2 separate regions of the Homo sapiens genome follow, and region 1 is linked to region 2. The links are chromatin loops, found by intact Hi-C in ENCODE. Cell type or tissue: endothelial cell of umbilical vein. All regions are shown on one strand. Links, peaks and the distances in the headings refer to the core of each region. The heading gives the core; the rest is flanking DNA.

Region 1 (5,378 bases), core at 103-5,102, 170 kb before region 2:
TCAATTTTCAGTAATGTGAGCCTAAAGATTTATAAAATAGATTTATATTAAATTATGTTAATAGACGCCTAGTAAATGCACCATTTAATTGCATGGAAAAAAATGTTCCCTTTTAAAAGGTCTGTCACCTTAACAGGTACATTCAAAGATTTCCTGTGAATAATGAAAATAGGAACAATTGCTTTGATGCACTGAACTGCATTCATCGTCTAGGACAGCTTTGGGCTGTGTTTGGAGAAGATGGGAGGAGCTCTTTTGAAAGGAGTGATTGCTCCTTTAAACTTGATTTCCTCTAGCAAATAGGTTCTATTGGAGTGTCATTCTCCTCCCCTCTCTCACACCCGTAAGGCTGGGCTTGAGATCATGCCCCAGAGCTCTTCTCCATGTCTCCCCTCCATGTTCAGACTGTTTTTCCTCCCCACAACCCAACACTGAGCACCTCCCCATCTCCCTCAAAGAAATCTCTCAAGGAGTGCCATTAAAAGCGAGTGGAACCTGCAGGAAAGGTATAAGTGGGAAACAAAAAGAAAAAGAAAACCTGGTTAAAAATTACTCTTTTCCACCTACATCACCACCATCAAAGGACCCTCTCTGTCTCTTTCACACACACATGTGCCTCATGCATGCACACACTACACACATGTACATACAAAGCCCCTGTTGCCCTCTGTGACTGCTTTTAGTTAGAACCACCACCTTTCTGGCAATTGTCTGACCACAGTTAGAGTGTGCCAAGCAAACTGCATTTCTAATCCTGACCAGATATAACTGGACAGAACTGGTGGGGCGTTGTGGGTTAGCGGGGTGGTGGTTGGCAATGAGGAGACGGAGGCGGAGGTCAGAAATCAAAGACTTCACATCCCCAAGTGTTTTGTCTCTCCTAAAATTATTAGATATTCTTTAGGGGAGTGGGGAAGGGACTGAGCTATGATGACCACTTCAGAATAAGGACCCTAGAGGAAAAGAGGTCTATGGGCACCAGTGTCTCCATCATGCAGGCCCACTGACACCCTAAGGATGGGCTACTGGGTCACTTTTGCTTTTGGCCTAGTTTGCTATCAGTATCAGGCCCTTGGCCTTAGGCATTTGTTGGTGGCTGAGTGGGAGAGTGAAGGGGAAAAGTCTCTGTTCCTCCTCTATGCTCTGAATGTCTGGGCTGGGCCAGGGCACATGGGTGAGAGGTCATCCTTCCTGCTCTCCACTCTGCCTTCCACCCCCAGCTCTTTTCCTGTTTAAAACTAACATGAGACTTGTTCTCAAAAAGATGGACTCAACCACACTCACAGCGGGTGCTACCCACTGATTTTCTCTTGGTGGAGCAAGTTCCTGTTTTCTAATTCTCATTCTCATTTTCATTCTCTTTCTTTCCATTCTTTCTTTCTTTCCATGACCTCTCTAAGAGGTCATGCTCTGGGGGAACATAGTTCTGTTTCTGTTTTTCAATTGGGGCATAATGGAAACTAGTATCTAGTGCTTCCCAGGTAGAGAAATTGTCAAGGGTGACCCCATACATCTTAAACTTTCCTCTTAAATGGGTGTTTGATATCAAGATTATTTAGCTGAGAATGTGAGTTTCTGAGGGTTGGCTTAAATGCTCTTAAACTAAAGTGAAACTGTTGGTCTTTAGAATCAGACCGACTCCAAAATACCAAAGCATTATTCCGATTTGAAAACTTCAAAAACATCAACTGATATTTTTTGAGGAGTGGGGATAGGGAAACATGTAAAACTTATTCTAGCATAGTAGGAGACCTCATACTCCATTCTGAAAGTGACCAAAGGAGTCCACTTTGCATCGGATGTCCTAGAAGGAAGACCTCCCTGGGAACCCTGGAGAACCTTTTCTTCTATGGAGAGTGTCCCAACATCTAAATAGGTATCGCTACGCTTTTTTTTTTTTTTTTTTTTTTTTTTTTTTGCCTCTGGGCAGAAATACTTTGTTTATTCTCCTTTCCCTAGGGAACTTCCCCAAAGATCGAAGCAAGAGGGGCTGGGGCCATCCAAGCAGATCCAAACCATCTAAACAGGGTTGGCACTGCGGCTATCTGCGGCATGGCAGAGCTGGGTCCACCGCGCGCGGTACCTGGTGTTCCAAGTGCTTGGCTCCGCAGGGCCTGGGAGCCGGGGGCCGGGAGAGGCTTAAGAGACTGTGATCGGGGCTAGTCATGGACATAGGGGAGGGCTAAACCCAAGCGCTGAGCCCCAGAGGGGCCGGGCTGGGTAGATGGAACGGGGACCAGAGGAGTCTCCCCACAGCCCAGAGGAAGCTTAGCTTTGGGCAAGAGCGCAAAGAGCTGCAGCAGGCGCTCTTTGTGCTTCTTATTTCCCCTGGTGGAAATAGTCTGCTTAAACTCCTGTTCTTTGCGCCTGCAAACTCCCGTCCTCCCACCTCTGTTCTCGCGCGCGGAGAGGCCTGCTTCTTGGGAAGAAGGGAGACAGAATCTTTTGGAAAGGCAGCCGGCCTGCGCCTCCTCCCTTTCGTGGCGGGCAGGGCGAAGAGCCCGGAGCTCTGCGCGTGAGAGACAGGAGGAAAGAGATCCAGAGGCCTGAGCTTCCCAGGCCAGGCAGTAGTGAGCCGGCTGTCTGGGACCTCTGCGCAGGACAGAGCTCAGCACATTGCACAAAGCGCCGGCAGCTCCCTTTTCAGCCTCACACAGTGCGGGCCCTCCTCCCTATGTCCCTTGACGGAACGAAGAGGGATTTTCCTTCTGAGCCTACTGTGTGTGTGTGTGTGTGTGTGTGTGTGTGTGTGTGTGTGTGTGCGCGCGCGCGCGCGCGCTAAAGACAACACTCAGGGAAAACCGTGTCCAGTTTTAGAACCCCAGCCGTACCTGGTGAGGTTCAGTCCGACCGGCCTCTAGTAACTCAGACCTAAAGCCCTTGTGTATGTGTGTTGTCATTAACTCCTGTGGCTTGAACCTATTGGGTGGCGTCTTTATAGAACCTAATCAGAAATCACACCGGTTGAGGATTAGTGGGGCTCAGCTTGCAGGGAATGAGATCTCTTCGTTTTCCTGTTTCCAGTTTCTTCACTTCTCTCCCTAAGATAACAAGCCCAGGCCGCACTGAGGAGAGAGCCAGTTGCCCTGCTGAGGGAAGAGCTAGAAATAAGTCTTCTCTGGGACCAGGCTTAAAGGAAGTGATTCTGCTAGGCTATGGGAAGGGGGGTGGGCTGGAAGGGACTAGAAGGGAGCCAAATTAACTGAATATTAGGGTGACCGGGAAAAAAAGCCCCAAAACTCAAAGCTCTAAAGGCATCTCTGGGCTGCTTTGAAAAAGTGAGATTATAAATCTTTGAACAGAATACTTCCTGTCCCTGACTTTTTGTTTTCTTAACATTGAGGGAAACCCGCTAATTCTGCTTGTAGCATCGTTATTAAGTTTCCACTGTTTGCTTCTGACCTGTTTGATGGATTGTTGCTCTTCCTAAAACTATTCTGACTCTACAAATTCCTTCACATAATTCAAGTTTTCGTACTGAGAGAAATGAGGAAGTAGAAAGAAGAAAACAAAAACTAGATGGGGGATTTTTACCCTTCCTTGCTAAATAAAGGTTTACCTGTCGTTAATGGTCAGTGTCATTCCAAATGGAGTGATTTGTCCTATCAACTGTGAGGAGGTTGCCTATTTTAAGGATGGAGAGGCACTGCCTGGTAGATGCCATCATGACTAAAGGTGTCTCCTTGGCGAAAGTTCTGTTACATAGAAAACCCATTGAGCCACAAACTCCCTCAGTCAAGAGACCCACATTACCAAGTTCTTACTCAACATTTTCCTCGAATTCCTCAGACAGCTTTTTCCTGCATATGCCTTTCTCTAGACATTGGAGGAGGGGGCAGGAGAAGATAGGGAGAGCAAACACCACAGATTTAAAATTCTGGTTTTTGTTTCATTTATTTAAATAAATATAAATATAAATTTTATATAAACCTATTCACATACAAAGGGACTTCCAGCGACTTAGATTTTAAATTCTCCCCAGGCGAAATTTCAGAAAGCAAGACCTACAAGGTCTAATTTTCTAAATTATTTTCAACTTGGGTGTTTTTGTTTGAAAACGACAACAGAAAATAATCAATAAATCCTGTGTTCTTATCGAGTTCTGAAAGAGAGTAGGGATGGGGAACTGACATGTGCTTTCAAAAACCCCATACAGTGTTAAACTTAAACCAACCCTGTTTTTCCTCTGTTATACGACAAGAATGAGTTGAATTATAGGTTATTTACATTTTTTAAAAAAATCTGTAACTTCAAGTTGGAGTCCTAGATAAACAGGTCAAGAAGGAGACGCGAAGGGTCAGGTCCCGGCTTGTCCATTCCAGAACTTCCAGGTTCGTTTCTTCTCCAGATGGGACCACTGCAATGAGCAAGGATTCTGGCCCCTGGGTGCCCCACGCCTTGGCGTTGCCTGGTCTGCCAGGAGCGGGGGATGTGAGGGAGGAGGCCCTCCCTCATAAGGGGGAAATCTCCTTGTCATCGTTGGCTGAGGCCGGCGACAGGGAGTCCTCATCCTCGGAGCGCGCGTAGTGCACCTGGCTCCCGACGCACTTGCAGCCCGCGTGACTGTTCCTCTGCGTGCCCTTCCCCTCCTTCTTGTGCTTCACTCGGCGGTTCTGAAACCAGATTTTCACCTGCTTCTCCGACAGGTTCAGGTAAGTGGCGATTTCAATCCTCCGGAGTCGAGACAGGTACATGTTGGAAGAGAATTCTCTCTCCAGCTCCAGGAGTTGCGTGCTAGTGAACGCCGTCCTCATCCTCTTGCCATTGGGTACCTGGCTGGCGTCAGAGCCTCCTGCGGACCGGCGAAGAGAGGGTAGAGAGGTAAGGCTCGGGCAAGGTGCTCCCACCCCATGTGCTAACCAGGACGCATTTCAGGGACCCACCCGGGGAAGCCCAGCCGAACATCTGTATCCCTTTCCCATTTCAAGGCACGTGGTTGCTTAGCGGGGAAGAAAAGAGACGTGCAAAGCAAATAAAGGTCTTCGATGCGCAGGATGCGAAGTCACAGGATTAAAGAGGGATGGGGGCTTGCACTATCTGATCGCCTCCCTTTGAGCCAAGCGGAGAAGCGCGCAGGCTTAGCCAAAAACGTCAAGACGCTTTAGCCGCCCCGACGCGGGGATGCCACACAGGTTCAAACACACCCACCCCAAATCCCAAGCAGTTAACCTCTGGTTTATCCGCCGTGACGTTCGAGGTCCCTAAGGCCCCAGTATTAATAAGGCAATACTCGAGCACCTACTACTAGGAGTAAAACGCACCAGGCTGAGTGGAGAAGCTGGCAAACTAACTTCCACTTTCGTGGAACTTCTGTGGCTGACTCTACGGTTACACTAAAAGCCCGTCCTCTCTCTTCACCCTGTCCCCGGGCTCCCACT
Region 2 (5,378 bases), core at 192-5,191:
CACGCTGATTGGACTGGCATCCACCAGGCTTTGCTTCCTGCATCTACCACCGAAGACTTAGTCTCAGGCCAGTCTCTCTTTTGCCTGGGGTGTAAATCCAGGGTTTTTGGATCCCAGGTTGGAAGAGGTGGATGGGGACCACATGTGTGCCAAATGCCTGCAGCTCTGGTTAATCTTGGCTTGGGAGTGATTATTTGCTGATGGTGATGGGGAGAGGGGACCGGGAAGAAAGTTCACTTCTCATTCTTTAGTGATGTGTAAATGTATTGCCATTGGCTCTTATTAGGTAGCTCTAAGCCAGTGACGGAAAAATGTTTTCATTGGCAGGAAAACACGTTTTACATCCACATACATGCATATCTACTTTTTGGCAGATGCAGAAACTTTGTGGCTTAGACTCCCATCCTATTCCTCTGTTTGTTGGATCCTACCAATGACTTAAGGCCTTGCTCAGTGCCTGTCTCCTACAAGAAGTTTTTCTTGACAACTCCAGTACGCACTGCTTTCTCCGTGAGCGTGGCTCTTGTTGCAATGGTCGTCTTCACCACAATCAGAGTAGATTTTCTAGAAAGGAGCTTAAGCTTTAGGACCTGCTAGTTATAAGAATGACTTCCAAGATCCCAGAAGCACCTTTGCTTGGGTTCACATGGTCACATGCTTTTGGTAAAAATGTAAAAGTAAGATTTTAACTGTCATAAGCTAAGGATGCTGTTGACTCTGTTTGCCCCTGCGTCACTTTTCCCTTGAGGAGTTGTGTGGTGATGGAGAGGCATGAGCATTTTGGGGAATCCAGCTAAGGAGAAGTTGAGTTGGAGATTTATTTGTTTTGGTCGAGTGGGATCTATATATATGGTTCACACTTCCATGTAGAGTCGAGAAATTGTTGGTTATTCTTGGGTATTCTAGGCTTCCAGGAACCCTCTTGCTCAGTGCATGCTCTGTGGCATCATGGGTCTTATTATGATTTAAATGTTTCCTATGATGCCTGACACTGGAAGCATGTGGGAGTGAAGAAGAAGCAAGAGTTAAAATGTGCAGAATGAGAAGCTAATCTGTGGAATGTTCTTTCAATCATCAGCTGTACACAATTATGAGTGAAATATTTGGTTCTCATTGATGTCTAGTCAAGACAGAAATTATCTTCAGGAAAATACTCAGAAATGTGGTATATACAATTATAATGCACCATACTATCATACTTTTAAAGTAGAAATCAATGCAAAATAGAATTGATTAGAATTCTCGTGTTTGTAGAGCACAAAGCTGTAGCAATACTATAAACTGTGAAGTATCATTTTTATGCATGCCAAACTGCATTTTATGTCTACCAACATATTGAGTCAGTCTTAGCATATCTGATATAACTTGTCCTGATGAAACCTGGCAACACCAGACAAAAAAACATTCAAAAGCACTAAAATCACAGCAAAGCACCCTAAGTGTTCTTGTCACAAAGCTCCCAAGCATATTCATCCATAAGTTATTGTACACAGCAGAGGGAGAATTCAATTAAACAATTATGTAGCTCTATCCAACATAATGGCATTTTAAAATGCATTTGAATTGCTTTGTCTTCTTTACATGAAAATGATATTGCACAGTTGTTATGTGACGAGATGATCATATGAAAAGTATGCAGCCAAAGAATAGGAAAAAATATTGTAGAGGTTATGTCATTTTTCAGGATTTTGTTATATTTGTGGTGTTTGTCACTTTTCAAAAATGTGTGGCCGGGCACGGTGGCTCACGCCTGTAATCTCAGCCCTTATGGAAGCAGAGGTGGGTGGATCTCTTCAGCTCAGGAGTTTGAGACCAGCCTGGGCAACATGGCAAAACCCTGCCTCTACAAAAAATACAAAAATCAGCCAGTTATGGTGGTGGGTGCCTGTGGTCCCAGCTACTTGGGAAGCTGAGGTGGGAGGATCACTTGAGCCTGGGAGGTGGAGGTTGCATTGAGCCATGATAGTGCCACTGTGCTCCAGCCTGGGTGACACAGTGAGATCTTATCTCAAAAAAAAAAAAAAAAAAAAAGAGCAAAAATGTGTAATTTGTTACGATTTCATATTTCAATCTAAATAAACTTTCACTCTTTTTCTGAGACAGGGTCTCCCCCTGCAGCCCAGGCTGGAGAGCAGTGGTGCAATCATAGCCCACTGTAGCCTCCAACACCTGGGCTCAAGTGATCCTCCCACCTCAGCCTCCCAGCTAGCTAGGACTATCCCACACCCAGCTAGTTTTTCTAACTTTTTTGTAGAGATGGGGTATCACTATGTTGCACAGACTGGTCTTGAACTCCTGAGCTCAAGCAAGCCTCCTGCATCGGCCTCCCAAAGTGCTGGGATTACAGGTGTGAACCAGTGCACCTGGCCATAAATATTTACTTTTATATGTAATTTTGTATTTCTATTTTGAATTCTTATCCTTAGAGTCTCCTTCCTCCATAAACAAGCTTCAAAACCCACAATTCCTGAATTAGCCTTTGACCACAGTTGAGTAGTATTTTATGCTCTTATATTATTCTTATAAAAAGTATTGAATTTAAAAGCATGACAGTTTATGCCTGGGGACAGAATTTTCAACAATACAGAGCTTTGTGTGGAAAGTAAATAGTGTAGTCTCCCAGCACACCTGACTCCCCGCAGGTCACCACTGTTGGTTTGATGTCATTCTATTCTCCTTTTTCTTGAGCCAGTTCATTGTGATTAAGTGTGGCTTTGGAGCGAGCTACCTGGGTTGACTTATGCCTCTGCCCCTGTGGCCTTGGGAAAACTACTAAATCTATTAGTGCCTCCTCTTAAAGGAAAGATGTAATTGTACTGTACCTGTGTCGTAGGGGTGCTGGGAGGACAGTTTAGGGCTTAGAGGAGCAACCAACATGCTGTACTCATTTTATGTTAGTTTCATTTGGAAAATGCATATATTAGCATTACTTTGCAGATATTTCATGTGCCTAAGTATACTGGTCCTCCTCTCCCAAGACTGTAAACTCAAGGCTGGGAACTAATGTAAAACATCTTGAACATTGCCGCCTAATTCCTCAGAAATGTGTGGATGTGAGCGCCATCTAGCTGCATTATCTGTGGTTCTACTGTGACCACCAGGCACAATTCAGCTCACGTGGCTGTTCTGGCTCAGCAGTTGTTGGATTTGTCAGGAAATGGAGGATGACAGTGGTGTGACCAGCATATCAGGAGGCACTCAGGAGAAGTTAGCGATCCAGTGGAATGAAGAGTATCTCTGAAATGGGATGAGATGGAAGGCCACATCCACGGAACATAGAATAGTTTGAGATTTATACAAAACTTGAAGCCGCACAAAGCAAAAGCTGTCTCCGTGTCCCATTGCAAAGGCACTCAGGGCCAGGCGTGGTGTCTCATGCCTGTAATCCCAGTACTTTGGGAGGCCAAAGCAGGAGGATCGCTTGAGGCCAGGAGTTTGAGACCAGCCTGGCCAACATAGTGATACCCTGTCTCTACAAAAAAACAGAAAAATTAGCCGGGCATTGTTGGTGTATGCCTGTAGTCCCAGCTACTTGGGAGGCTGAGGGAAGAGGATCACTTGAGCCCACGAGTCTGAGGCTTCAGTGAGCTCTGGTTGTGCCACTGCACTCCAGCCTGGGTGACAGAGCAAGACCTTGTCTCAAAAAAAAAAAAAAAAAAAAAAAAGAGAAGAAGAAAAAAGAGAGAAGAAAAAAATCACTAAGAAGCGTCACTAAAATGTGATTTTCAAGAAAGGCATGGTAAAAATGTGAAAAGGGAGTGGGTAGACATGAAACCTTTCCAAGATAACACAGCTCAACAGTTACGTACAGAAGCCGCTAAAACAAAATAAGTGTGGATGATAAAAGATCAAAGGATGGAGCCATTTTAGAAAGAAGAAAGAAGGTTGTTTGGTATATATCTTATCATCTTAAAAGACTTTCTCTAGTTAACAAATACTACTAGATTTCAATCATAGACTTTGTAATGGAGTATACAACAGTTACTCAGTCCTCCCACAAATTCACAATCTGATATTCAGTGAAAAAAGACCATTCCAGATGAATATGAACCAAATTTTGTTTAAAAAATATATGTAAGTACACAAGACTAGAAAAAAGACTGGAAAGAAAAATAGTAAAATATAAACTGTGGTTATTCAGAAGAATGCAATTATGGGGGGAAATTTTTGTTACTTGTGCTATTATGTAATCCCCCCTTTATTTATTTATTGAAACAGGATCTTGCTCTGTCACACAGGCTGGAGTGCAATGATGCAATCATAGTTCACTACAAGTTTGAACTCCTGGAAGCAAGCAATCCTCCTGCCTCAGCTTACTAAGTAGCTGGGACTATAGGCCTGTGACACCACACCTGGCTAATTTTAAAATTTTTTATAGAGACCAGGTCTTGCTCTGTTGCCCAGGCTGGCCTCAATCTCCTGGGCTCAAGTGATCCAACCTCCCGCCTCAGCCTAAAAAGATATTCACTTTTAATTAAATGTAGCTCTTAGTTCTATAATACTTTTTTTTCATTATTTGGCCTACTATTAAATTGTAATTACAGAGTTTAAAAATAGCTTGCCTGATAAAGGTATTTATGTGTCCACCAAAATTCAGCATAATGGTCCACACATGCTAGAATCAATTTCCATTCCAAAACTCTTGATCTTGTTAATTTATGAACAAGAAGTCTTTCCAGCATAACATGAAAACCCAAACACATAAAAGCTAGATAAATTTGACATTATAAAAATTTAAGGCCGGGAGTGGTGGCTCACACCTCTAATCTAAGCACTTTGAGATTACACTTTGGGAGGCCGAGGCAAGCAGATCACTTGAGGTCAGGAGTTCGAGACCAGCCTGGCCATCATGGTGAAACCCCGTCTCTACTAAAAATACAAAAATTAGTGGAGTGTGGTGGTGCACGCTTGTAATCCCAGCTACTTGGGAGGCTGAGGCAGGAGAATCACTTGAACTCGGGAGGCGGAGGTTGCAGTGAGCCGAGATTGTGCCACTGTACTCCAGCCTGGGCGACAGAGAGGACACCATCTCAAAAAAAAAAAAAAAAAAAAAAAAAAAAAAAAAGAAACAAGCTAACAAACAAAAACATGGTTTGGTTGGCTCTGCCTGCATGACGGAGACCTTTGTGAAGGATATCAAGCCCAGGCTCAGGAGTCTGAAGCTTATCGTTATTGTGCTGGAGACAGGCCAAGACAAAGGAGGGGCACAAGGTTCAGACCTGCAAAGTGGCAGACAAAATGGGCAGCCTCAATATCTCCGTCTGTGATGACATCGGCAATCTGATCCAGCCTGGGGACGTTGTCTGGCTCAACAAAGGGTGCGCTTCAGTTTTCAAAGGTTGTCTGACACAGTATACTGGCCATGGGGGTGATCTACA

Evidence for each region. A loop is a pair of places that touch in the nucleus more often than their neighbours do. Peaks named below come from ENCODE experiments on the same cell type or tissue, not always from the same donor. Only the 100,000 strongest peaks of a DNase experiment are listed, where the experiment ranks them.
Region 1: a loop joins it to region 2, with 5 times the contacts of the local background. A loop is called at or near these places in 9 of 110 quality-filtered maps.

The regions. Positions count from the first base shown.
Region 1 is chr4:54,100,996-54,106,373 of GRCh38, reverse strand. It overlaps GSX2 (GS homeobox 2), which reads right to left. Exons shown (of 2, transcript NM_133267.3): 2 at 3,876-4,792. The coding sequence ends at 4,452. Among named protein-coding and RNA genes, the nearest start is that of GSX2, 3.5 kb to the right of the region's middle. RefSeq lists enhancers at 1,613-2,387, 2,388-3,163, 3,995-4,784, 4,785-5,378. In endothelial cell of umbilical vein, for the core only: no CTCF peak of the experiment used is centred there; a DNase peak (open chromatin) is centred at 2,453; H3K4me3 peaks cover 341 bases; H3K27me3 peaks cover 3,131 bases.
Region 2 is chr4:53,927,872-53,933,249 of GRCh38, reverse strand. It overlaps the pseudogene LOC100129728. Among named protein-coding and RNA genes, the nearest start is that of CHIC2, 130 kb to the left of the region's middle. RefSeq lists a silencer at 2,999-3,163. In endothelial cell of umbilical vein, for the core only: a CTCF peak has its summit at 3,078; DNase peaks (open chromatin) are centred at 319 and 3,069.